Regions from separate parts of the Mus musculus genome. Here region 1 is linked to region 2. The links are chromatin loops, found by intact Hi-C in ENCODE. Cell type or tissue: heart. All regions are shown on one strand. Each heading gives the region's core, and the rest is flanking DNA. Links, peaks and the distances in the headings are about the cores only. Region 1 overlaps Arhgap24 (Rho GTPase activating protein 24). Region 2 overlaps Arhgap24 (Rho GTPase activating protein 24).

Region 1 (5,374 bases), core at 306-5,305, 79 kb after region 2:
GTGCTGTGTGTATACTTGTGCATATGCCAGGGCCTAAATGGATGTCTATGTGTGTGTGTTCATGTCTGTGTATACCTGTGTGTGTCTGTGTGCCTATATATATGTGCCTGTATGTGTGTACCTGTGTATATACCAGGGCCTAATGTGTGCCAGGGTCTATGTGTGTGTGAGAGAGTGTGTATGTGTATCTCTGTGTGTCTATCTATGTATGTATCTATGTATGTACTTACCTGTGTGTAAGTACCTGTGTGTATGTCAGAAACTAAATATGTGTGTACGTGTGTGTATTAGTGTATAAGTCTGTGTCTATATGTGTGTTTGTGTCTGTGTGTGCCTATGTATGTGTGCATTTGTGCCTCAATGTGTGCCAGGGCCTAAATGTTTATCTATGTGTGTATGTAAGAAATGGTATGTATGTTTGTCTCTGTGTGTGTACCTGTGTATGTATGCCTGTGTGTCTATGTGTGTGCCAGGGCCTAAATGTGTGTCTATGTGTTTGTATATGAGTGTGTGTGTGTGTGTGTGATTATAAGTGTGTGTCAGTAATAATTTTTAAATTTTATTTAATTTTTTTCAAACTCCAGAGTTTATTCCCCTCCTGATCCACCCTCTGACTGTTACACATCCCATCCCTCCCGCCCATCTCTATGAGGATGTCCCCAACCTCCAACCCCATCCCACCAGACCTCCCCACTCCCTGGGGCCTCCAGTTTCTTGAGGGTTAGGTGCATCTTCTCTGACTGAACCTAGACTCCACAGTCCTCTGCTGTATATGTGTTGGGGGCCTCATATCAGCTGGTGTATGATGCCTGGTTAGAGGTCCAGGGTCTGAATGATCTCCAGAATCCAGGTTGATTGAGACTGCTGGTCCTCCTACAGGGTTGCCCTCCTCCTCAGCTTCTTCCAGCTTTCCCCTAATTCAACCACAGGGGTCACCAGATTCTGTCCATTGGTTGAGTGCAAATATCTGCATCTGACTCTTTCAGCTGTTTGTTGGGTCTTTTGGAGAGCAGTTGAAATGTTTAACACTGGAAATGTTCAGTTTTATTTGTTTCATTCTTGTTTGCTTTTTTATTTTTAATTGTGCATATATGGAGTGGATGTTTTAAATATATATATATATATATATATTTCCCCCAGAGGTTTAGGTTTTCAGAGACTAGGGGCACCAGATGACCTTAAAGCTATAGCTACAAGATGTTGTAATCAGTCCAGCATGGGTGCCGGGATCCAAGCAGGAGCAGCATGTACTGCTAAGCTAGAGCCAGCTCGTTAGCCCCTAGCATGTTCTGTAAATTGAATTTTGTTCCAGTTGACTTTGAGGCAGTGCTCATGGAGGTGGCCAATGCTAGTCTGCTTGGTGGTTTCCAGTCACCTAGAGTGAAAGCAGAGAGAGAGAGAGAGAGAGAGAGAGAGAGAGAGAGAGAGAGAGAGAGAATATGAATTATGTGCCCGGCTGTGACATGGAGCTAAACCACACTGGGCAGCCGTGCTGTTGTGAAGTGTATCCTCCACATACATCTCAGGGTTTGGGGATGCTCCTGCTGAAGGGCTGGGGAGGGAGGAGGCCCTGGGGTCAGCTAGGGTTAAAGTGCCAGCATTCCAGATCTGCTTAGGGAGCAGCCAGGTGGGTGAATGATTAACCCAAATCAGTAAATTATTCAGTGAGCAGGACTGGAAGGTTTAGTGGACAAGCGCTGGGTGGGGGTGGGGTGGGGTGGGGTGGGGGAGCTCCCAGGAGCTGGCTCTCAGACCAGAGAAGTGGATTCATTTCCATCTTGCATGAGCTGATTAGTTTTGCAGTTGCACCTGTAGGCTCCCCTGCTGCCAGAATTAATTTTTATAGATATATAAAAACATATAGATATGTGAAAATAATATGTGACACAAAAATATGTATTTTACCTTAGCATCCACAAATAGATTCAACCACACAAGATCTAAAGGAAAAACCATGTGGATCTTGTGTGGAAAGGAAATAAATGTGAGAATGAGCATTCAGAGTGCGCGGGTGTACACACACACACACACAGAGAGAGAGAGAGGGGGGGGAGAGAGAGAGAGAGAGAGAGAGAGAGAGAGAGAGAGAGAGAGAGAGAATCCAAGGGTGGTTTGGTGCTGTTTTCTGGAGGGGCTGAGCCAGACAGCAGAGAAGGTGCTGAGTCAGACAAGAGTTGTCCGACCAGTGCAGAGTCAGGGAAAAAAAAATGAAAGGGGCTTCACAGGGCAGAAAGCATCCTCCCTCTCTCCGCTCCTGATGCTATAGCACCTGCTTAGTCTGACCAGCAGGCACTGGAGGCTGCAGCAGCCACAGCTGTGACTAGGCAGCAGCAGCCTTGCCAGCTCCCGCCCAGCTCTCATTGAGAAAAGGGAACCGGAGCAGGAGGGGGAGGAGAGCTCCCTGCAAAGCCGCCTCGGGAGCAGCCAAGGAGACTCCGAGAATGGGCACCAGACTCGTCTTACGTGGCGGCTCCGCGGGGAGCCGGAAGACAGAAGGGAAAAGGGAGAAGCCTGCAGAGAGCATCAGAGGCTGAGGGGGTACCATAAAAGGAGCAGGGGAGTCCTTTGCAAGGAATTATCTGCGCGCTGGAATGCGTTCTGGAGAAGGTGCCAAGGATTCCTTCGCCTTTCTCTCAGATTAAAGGAGCCAGCCAGGACCGTGCAGAAGTACTCCCGAGGGGCCCTTCAGCTCTTCTTCCTCCTCCCCTTTGCACAGGGCCGTTTGCTGACCTTTCTAGATGACTTTGTGTCCAGCTGAGAAGACAGTTCTCAATAAACGAAACCATTCCTGCCTCGAGAAGGTAGTCACAGCTTGCTAGCTGCAATTCTTTTCCTGTGACATTTTTGGAATGTCTGCAGAAACTTAAAAACAAAACAAAGCAGACAACAGCAGCAACAGCAGCAGCAAAAACAACAACAAAAAATCCTCAAAACTCACTGAATTAGGCAAAAGAAAAAGGAGAGTAATTTGTTTTGTTTCTTACCAAAGAGGAGTAAATGGGATGTTACCTTAACTCGGGACTTGGATGATCAAAACCCCGGAGTTCTAGGAATCAGCACTTCAGACTTGACACATAAACAAACATGAGGAGGAGCGCCTGTGGGCTTCCACGCTGAGGGAGGCAGGTTTTAAGGAAGCCTGAGCCGGTCTCACACAACTTGGGGCCTGCATGATGCCTGAAGATCGAAATTCGGGGGGACGCCCCTCAGGTGCCTTAGCATCAACTCCTTTCATCCCCAAAACTACATACAGAAGAATCAAACGGTGCTTTAGTTTCCGGAAAGGTCGGTAGATGGTATCCTCAGTGTCCTTCTAATGAGTGTCTGAGTGTCGGCCCATTGAGGAAGCTTTCAGACCCATTAGACTCAGACAGAATGGGGGGTTGGAAACGGGGGGCGCTTAACATTGTGTAAGACATTGCTTGTCTAGACTGATTTTTTTTTTCAAGGTTCATATTAATCTGTGTATTGCTGTCTGTGAGGGTAGGTGGGGCTTAAGAATGGTCGTTCTATAAGGATCCTTGACTGACAGGGAACTAAGCAAGTCTGAAGGGAGGGGTTAGAGTACTCACTCTCCAGCCTGTCCCACACTCAGCATCCTTGTTCTGACCCCTGAAACCTGACCCTTGCAAACTGCTATTATTCTGTATCTTATCCTTTTGTTTTTTCCAAATGGAGCCTCCTGCTGCCTCCCTACCCTACCTGGAAAATTTTGAGGATCAGATTTTCTGTGGTGGCCCCTGTCCCTTTTGACATTGTCTTACGTAGGAATCACCTTGACTTTTCATATATGTTATAGGGAAAGGACAAATGACTTATAATCAACAAAACAAACTAAGACGCTTCTGGATTGGATTGTTTGTTTCCAAGGATTTAAAGGGCATGGCACTGGTGAATTAAATGTTCTCAGAAAAGGGTTTGTGTAACTTTCTTAAAGTTCCTTTTGCCTTAAAGCGATAATGATAGAGTAGAACTGTTCAGAGTTGAGTAATTGAAAGTTAGGGCAGCTGCTGAGTGGAATAGCATCCAGGGCTGCTGGATGTCTTCTGGGTCGGCTGTCCCTTAGTTATAATCCCCTACTTATCAATCAACCAAAAAATGAGAAAACATGAAATTCAAATACAGTGGGAACTTTAGCCTTGAGAAGCTATGACCATGGTCACCTGTTATCAACAAGGTGTTCGCTCAGGTTCTGATTCTACCTACAAAGACATTAAAGGAGAGGCATGTAATGTCAGCTCTCAGACTTTTTTTTCTTTTTAGGTCTGTGAGCATCTCATGGCCACTGCCAGATTACATCATTGATAGAGAAATTATCAGAGGGAGAAATTAAGAAAGGCCCTAAGACAAAGATGTAAAGGCTAAATAAGTACCTTTGGAAATAACAAGATGTTTGGGGTATTATTTCTGCATCTCTGACAAAACAGGGCGGTTTCCAGTTTCTCCCTCTCCTCCTCCAGTGCTGGAGAGCAAACGGTAGGCATGGCGAGAATGCCTAAAGCCTGTTGTATGCCTTCATGGTTCCCTCCTTTTTCTTAAATACTAAAGGAAAGGCAGTCCACAGACAAGAGTCCCCCACAGGCTGGGACTGCAGATGAAAGCTCCTTGGTGGCTATTTTTACCTGCCTTTTCCTTAGAAAGCCTTACTGCTCTGGGGGATGCTCGATATTTGAGTCAAGGACTAAGTGATACTCCACTTACAAAATGCTATTTTCTGCTTTCTGTTGGAAGCAGGGAGGGAGGAGGCACAGGGAGCACGCAGCCTCTCTCTCATGTCTGATCTCTTGGCTGCAGAACTGCAGCTCTGCAGTGGGGCACAGGAAGGAAGGTCCCCAGTTGCTGCAGTTTCGCTGTGGCCAAGCTGCGGGGCCTCATTCATGTATCTGTCACCCCTGCATTATTGCATGAAGTGTAGGGGCTGCGCACCTTTGAAGTTTTGATGGTAAAAAGAATGATTTTCCTCTCAACCCCAGACACCAAACTATGTCACCTTAAGAAAAGTGTGGGTTTGAGCTCTTCTGCTCTGGTACTCCAGTGTGTCTGTCCTACAGTGGCCCCCTGTGTTCGAGTTCCTCCCTTTCCTGTGTGTCATTCCTGTAGAGGACTGGACAGAGTGTGTGAAGCTAAAAAAGCGCCCAGAGGAAACAAAGCAAAAGTGCTGAGATGGCTGCTTTCCAGCTGTTCCCAAGGGCAGACCCTGAGAATAAGAGACTCTCTGGATTTCAGCAGTGTTAGAAACAGTGCCAAGATGAAGGGTGGAGTGGGAGACATTTCCAGGTGCCATCGCTGGTGGTCACTTCTCTCTGGCTTTTCTCGAGACCTGTTCTGGCCTTCACTGCCCTCCCAGCTCCCATTCTGCATCTGAGTACTAATT
Region 2 (5,374 bases), core at 281-5,280:
TTCTAGACTTTTCTTTTAAATTATATCATGTTACAGCAGAGCTATGTGTTCCCCAGAAGCCATACTTTGAAGTATGGCTTGCACTTTCTTTCCAAGACCAGATCTACAGAGTACAATCTTCTCTAACAATGTTTGGCAGCCATAGAGTCACATCTCACGGTCAGTCACAGACCACAGAGGATGAAGAGCAGATGTCCTACAGGATGCTGAGCTGGGATGCTCAGCAGGTTGAATGTGTCAGGGATTTTCAGTTTATGATTTTCCCAAACTGCAGTGTTTGCTGAGCCATGGGCCAACTTTATCCAAGTGGGAAGCCATGGAGGACTTCAGGCTGGAGCCCCTGGAAGGCTCATGTGAAGCTGCAACATTCCCACAAAGAGAAAGTGAGGCAGGGGCCACAGGAGAACAAGGCAATGTTAGCTGTGCATCTCCCTCCCTGCCCGGCCTCCCACTGCCTTCTCCTTTAGGCTTTTGATGTTTCCTTCGTGCTGCTTTTCAACCTGTGATTCCAAAATCAGCATCTCTCATACAAGAGAGAATAGTAACGGTTCTAAGAGTAAGACACAGAGGATGTGATCGTGGACTTTGAGGTTGCTTTATTGCTAGTGTTGTTGGTTTGGGCTATGATAATTCATTTAGGCAGTTACTAGTCTGTAAAACAAAGTATCAAACAGAGCAGTATAATTGTTTAAACAAAGTGTCCTACCATTCATTTTAAATTTTCTAAAGCAAACAATTAAAACTTGTGTCAGTGGATTTTATTTAAATGATTATTTAACTAGATTAAAAAAAAACCTGTCTGTAGGTTTTTTATCCTTCTTTATTTGGAAGGAAATGATTTTAGAGAGAAGTAGAGAAAATAGGGGTTTTTTCCTCCCATTTGATGTATGTTGTATATGTCAAGATAGGCTTCACAGCACATTAACATAGAAATCCAGCCCTTAAGTGAAATCTGCTATCTCCACAGTAAGATCTAAAGTGAATATTTTAGGTTCGGTAGCAATGCCAGAAAGCCCAGAGAGGGAGAGTTCTTTACTGATATTACTAACTGGGTAGTTAAGATGTCACAGGTAATTTTGTTGTTGTCTTGTTTGCTTGGTTGTTTGTTTGGTTTTATTTTTTGAGACAGGTTCTTCTTTAGCCAGGCTGGTTTTGAACTCAGAATGTAGCCAAGAAAGCCCTTAAATGCCTGGTCCTGTTGCCTCTGCCTTCCAAAGCTGGCATCACAGGCCAGCACCTGGCACAGGGCATTGGGTTGTTCCATAATGCAGAACTTAAGTTGAAAAAAACTTAAATGAAAAACTGTATGCTTGCTCTTTTCCTCTACAAGTGATCTATTTGACATTTATTTGCATTATTGTATCATTTCGTTCTTAGCCAATGACCAAGGAGGATGAGGGTGGTTGCTGTCTGTAGTGTCTGAAACAACATAATGATTGCATTTGCAAGATATTCCAGTGTAAGGCCTTCTCGGTTAACGTGGGGGCGGCTGAGAGGCCTGATTTCATGAAAGCTGTTGGGCTCTATTATTTACAGATGGGTTTTTTGTTTGGTTGTTTGTTTTAAATCAGAGACATTGTATCACCAGGCAACCTCAGAGAAGATTGTAACATGTGTGAAATCGGATGAAAGGTGGAAACAACCTGCAGCCTGGGGGCCGGTCGGGAGCAGGGGCTGCTTGGTGGGAGATACTACAGAGCATGCGTTAGCTGGCCCTGGCCCTGAGCCAGTCACGTGAACAACCCACGAAGGGCTGCACTTCAGACCTCTGCTCCAGCTTCTCAGTGAACGTCAGTGGGAACAAACTTGGCATTTCATTAACATACTCGGACCCAAGAGAGCTGAAAATTTGATTCTTCTATTCACCTTAACACTACAGTTGGCATAAATGAATAGTCACCTTACATGTATGTCAAGTATGTCAAGATGAGATGGGCTTGTTTCATTTTAAGGGGTTCTTGGAGGTCTTATAATTTAAAGACATTCAAGCAAAGAAAATGCATTTGTTGTGTTTTGAAGGGAGAGTTCCATTGTATTATAGAGAACATGACTTAACTTGTTTCGTTAATTTGATGATAGACAGGACCCTACTAAAACTACAGAAAGAATACATAATATCAAACTACAGAAAGAATATTGACACACAATATCAAAACTTACCCATGGGATAAAGAATAAGGAGATGGCTCACCCGTTTAGAGAAAGTTCTGCTTTTGTAGAAAGTTTGTTTCCCAGCAGTCTTGCCTGGCCAGTCAGTCACCTGCAACCTCAGCTGCAAGAGATCTGGTGCCCTCTTATGGCTTCTGTGGGAACTGCACTCAGTATTCATGGGCCTACCTATAGACATGCACACCTACACATAAATAATTGCAAATAAAATAAACCTAAAAATCAGATCACATTTTCTGCATCTTGCAACTAGTTCATTGCTGGAAAATACCAAAGCGTATTTTCCTTAAGATTGTTGCACACCATGTAAGTTTGACTTGCCTTGTAAAAACAATGAAGACCATTTCTTGTTAAGTTGCACTTCTGCCTTCTTACCACATAAAAACCAGACTTTATTCTCTGTCTGAGGAAGTTATAAGTTAACTGATTTGTCCAGGCTATGGGAACTCAGGGTCATGAAGGACTTGGCTGTAATTTAAACTCCACTAATCACTAGTTAACCGTGAGCAGGCTAATAATTCTCATCGCTGAAAGGGATAATAGCAGCTACCTCCTAGGGTTATTATGAGAATTAATGGAGGTAGCATTCCTTCCTTAAGCCTCCGAGCCCCATGTGTTTCTTGGACACAGACGGGGTTCTATTATTGTTTCTTTTCTTGCTTCTTACCTGCCTCCCTCCTCTGTGTCTCCCACAACCTAACTTCTAAATAATGCACAAGTCATTGTGAGAACATTAGCATTAATGCTCAGATGGGTGTGCTACTGACTTAACTCAACAGTGAACCTGGCATTCCATCTCCAACCTTTCCCCTTCATTAACCATCTTCTCCAGCCCCCACCAACAGGAGTCCACCAGGATACCGGGTTAACCCTGAAACCTGTCTTGCACATGGGCAAAACAGAGTTTCAACCGGTCTGGTTCGTCCTCCCTCAGAGCCTAGATGGAGGTCATGTTGCTCAAAATTAACTCACTCTGGCCATGCAGTGACTGCCACCAAGACTGGCCACAAAGGGGACAGCAGTTCAATAAGACCTTTAACTCTATTTATAGCCCACTCGAAGCAATCATTCTCCATAGAGTGCATGGAGTCCTAGAAAATGGCCATCAGTTCACAGGCCACAACACTCAGCAGGGCAATCGGAGGGAGGAAAAAATGAAGTTAAGTGCCCTTTCCCCAGGACTCCACAGTATACAAAGCATTTTGACCCACTCATTGTTCCCACTCATCCTCACCAGCCCAGGAAGTAGACAAAGCTCACAGCCAATGCCTGCTTTGGTCATCAGGATTCTGATGCCTCAGAGAGTCATACACAGCAGGTAAACAGAATTCAGAGAATAGGGGAAGCATCTAAGGAGTGGGGCTCGCCTCTAATTCATTCGATGCACCTCAGTAACTAATTGTTTGCCTGTGGGAAAATAAACCTTGTAAGTAAGTTTCAGAAGACATTTAAAAGGCCTAATTTCGCTCCTACCTCGCTGTAAAGAACATGAATATATGAGAGCTAAAAACTGAAACCACCGATTGGGAATCGTCTATGACATTTGCATCACTCTGTAGCATACAGGCACACGTTACAGAAAAAATGCCTGGATGACGCCTGCCAGGGTTAAAACATGTGTGTAAGTCAAGACCACTCTTGAAAAGGCATGGTAGGAATTTTTATGAGAAATTTTAAATTGATTCTGTCAGCGTTGTAAAAGCCTACATCATTGCTATTTCTTTAGCATGGGGGATTGTTGCATAATTCCAGTGTGTGCCCCAAATAAAGATTTACTATGAGTTAGTATGGAACAAAAGAAATATTTTTTTCTCTCTTAAAAGTATTATTTGATTCTGGCCAGTGTTTTCATTGTATTGGATCTCTCTTAAACTTTGTTACCTACAAAATAGCATCAAAGCCCATATAGCTTGAAAAACAGAGGTGTCTAGTTAATTAGTGTAACTACACGGATGCCTGCCTGCCAGTGGTGTGTGTGTGTGAGAGAGAGAGAGAGAGAGAGAGAGAGAGAGAGAGAGAGAGAGAGGGGCAGAGAGACAGAGACAGATAGAGACACACATAGCCAGAGCAAGACAGAGAGAGGGAGGGAGAGCTCCTTGCTTGAAGCATGCCCCTGAGTTGGCTGATTGGCCCGATGCCATTTCAGAATCTCAGCTTCACTGTTCTCTGACCTCCTATTGTCCCAGCTCTGATTTATGGGACTTAGACTCCCTTCAAAGGCAAGGTGTCTGGAGTTTAGGGTCTTTACTTCTCAGCCCCTCCTCCCCCTGCCCCCGCCCATTCTGCTTGTGTTCACCTTGCAGTAACCTTGCAGAACTCAGCATTTTTTTACCTGGCTCAATAGCCGGGGACTCCACAGAAGCAGAGAGAGAGAGAGAGAGAGAGAGAGAGAGAGAGAGAGAGAGAGAGAGAGACGTGGTTTCCATTCCTGGGTGATGGAGTCATGGGAGAAACTGCATTGAGCAAACGAAGTGGGACCTGAGCCGGCTCCAGTGTTCACTAAGCCGCTCAGGGCAGAGCAGCTGCTGTCTCTCCCAGCCTGCATCTGTCACTGACCACTGAAGTGTGTGTGCAAGGTGAGAGCGGGGGTTTTTCTTTAATTTGGAAGCAAATTGCCAGGTATTGCTGTTGATTGTGCTTCATAATTGGGGGGGTCCGTATATCACCACAAATTCAGGTCGTGGATTGCGCGTGGCTTTATTTACGCCCTTGTTTGCCATCAGAGGCCATTCTGCTCTCCACAGTATGTGTCCGGATCATGGCAACAGATTCGACAGGGAGCTAGCTGCTTTTCCTCCCCACAACGTGGTCATTCAGTGTTGTCCCCTTGAATCCTTCTGTTAATCACTGCTACCAAGTGTCATAGCTGTCCTTGTACAGGTTCAGTGCTAACTGAAAGGTATGTGAAACTGATTTAGTGAAAGTCTGAAATAATATTTTTTTAAGTTCATGATGTGATGTATTCTTTGTTTACACACATGCGGAGCACTGAAACTTTCTAAAGTGGAGTCTCCTAGACAGAAGTAGTGTGGGGTTTCTATGTATTTGCTTATCATCATAAAACTACTTGGTCATCTGTGTGTTGTAGGGTGTGAGGTGTGTGTGTGTGTGTGCTGGCGCGTGTGCTCCTGTGTGAATGTGCATGATAGCACATGCTTGTGTGATTTTAAATATCTCAGAACCAAAAGAAAACCCAATAGCTCTT

Evidence for each region. Peaks named below come from ENCODE experiments on the same cell type or tissue, not always from the same donor. Only the 100,000 strongest peaks of a DNase experiment are listed, where the experiment ranks them.
Region 1: a loop joins it to region 2, with 2.1 times the contacts of the local background. A loop is called at or near these places in 1 of 42 quality-filtered maps.

Annotation. Positions count from the first base shown.
Region 1 is chr5:102,842,885-102,848,258 of GRCm38, forward strand. All of the region lies in intron 4 of Arhgap24 (Rho GTPase activating protein 24), which reads left to right. Among named protein-coding and RNA genes, the nearest start is that of Gm30396, 210 kb to the left of the region's middle. In heart, for the core only: a CTCF peak has its summit at 2,283; a DNase peak (open chromatin) is centred at 2,367; H3K4me3 peaks cover 1,641 bases; H3K27ac peaks cover 1,415 bases.
Region 2 is chr5:102,764,217-102,769,590 of GRCm38, forward strand. The region is part of intron 3 of Arhgap24 (Rho GTPase activating protein 24); the gene reads left to right. Among named protein-coding and RNA genes, the nearest start is that of Gm30396, 140 kb to the left of the region's middle. In heart, for the core only: a CTCF peak has its summit at 2,306 (motif pointing left); no DNase peak of the experiment used is centred there; H3K4me3 peaks cover 766 bases; H3K27ac peaks cover 1,426 bases.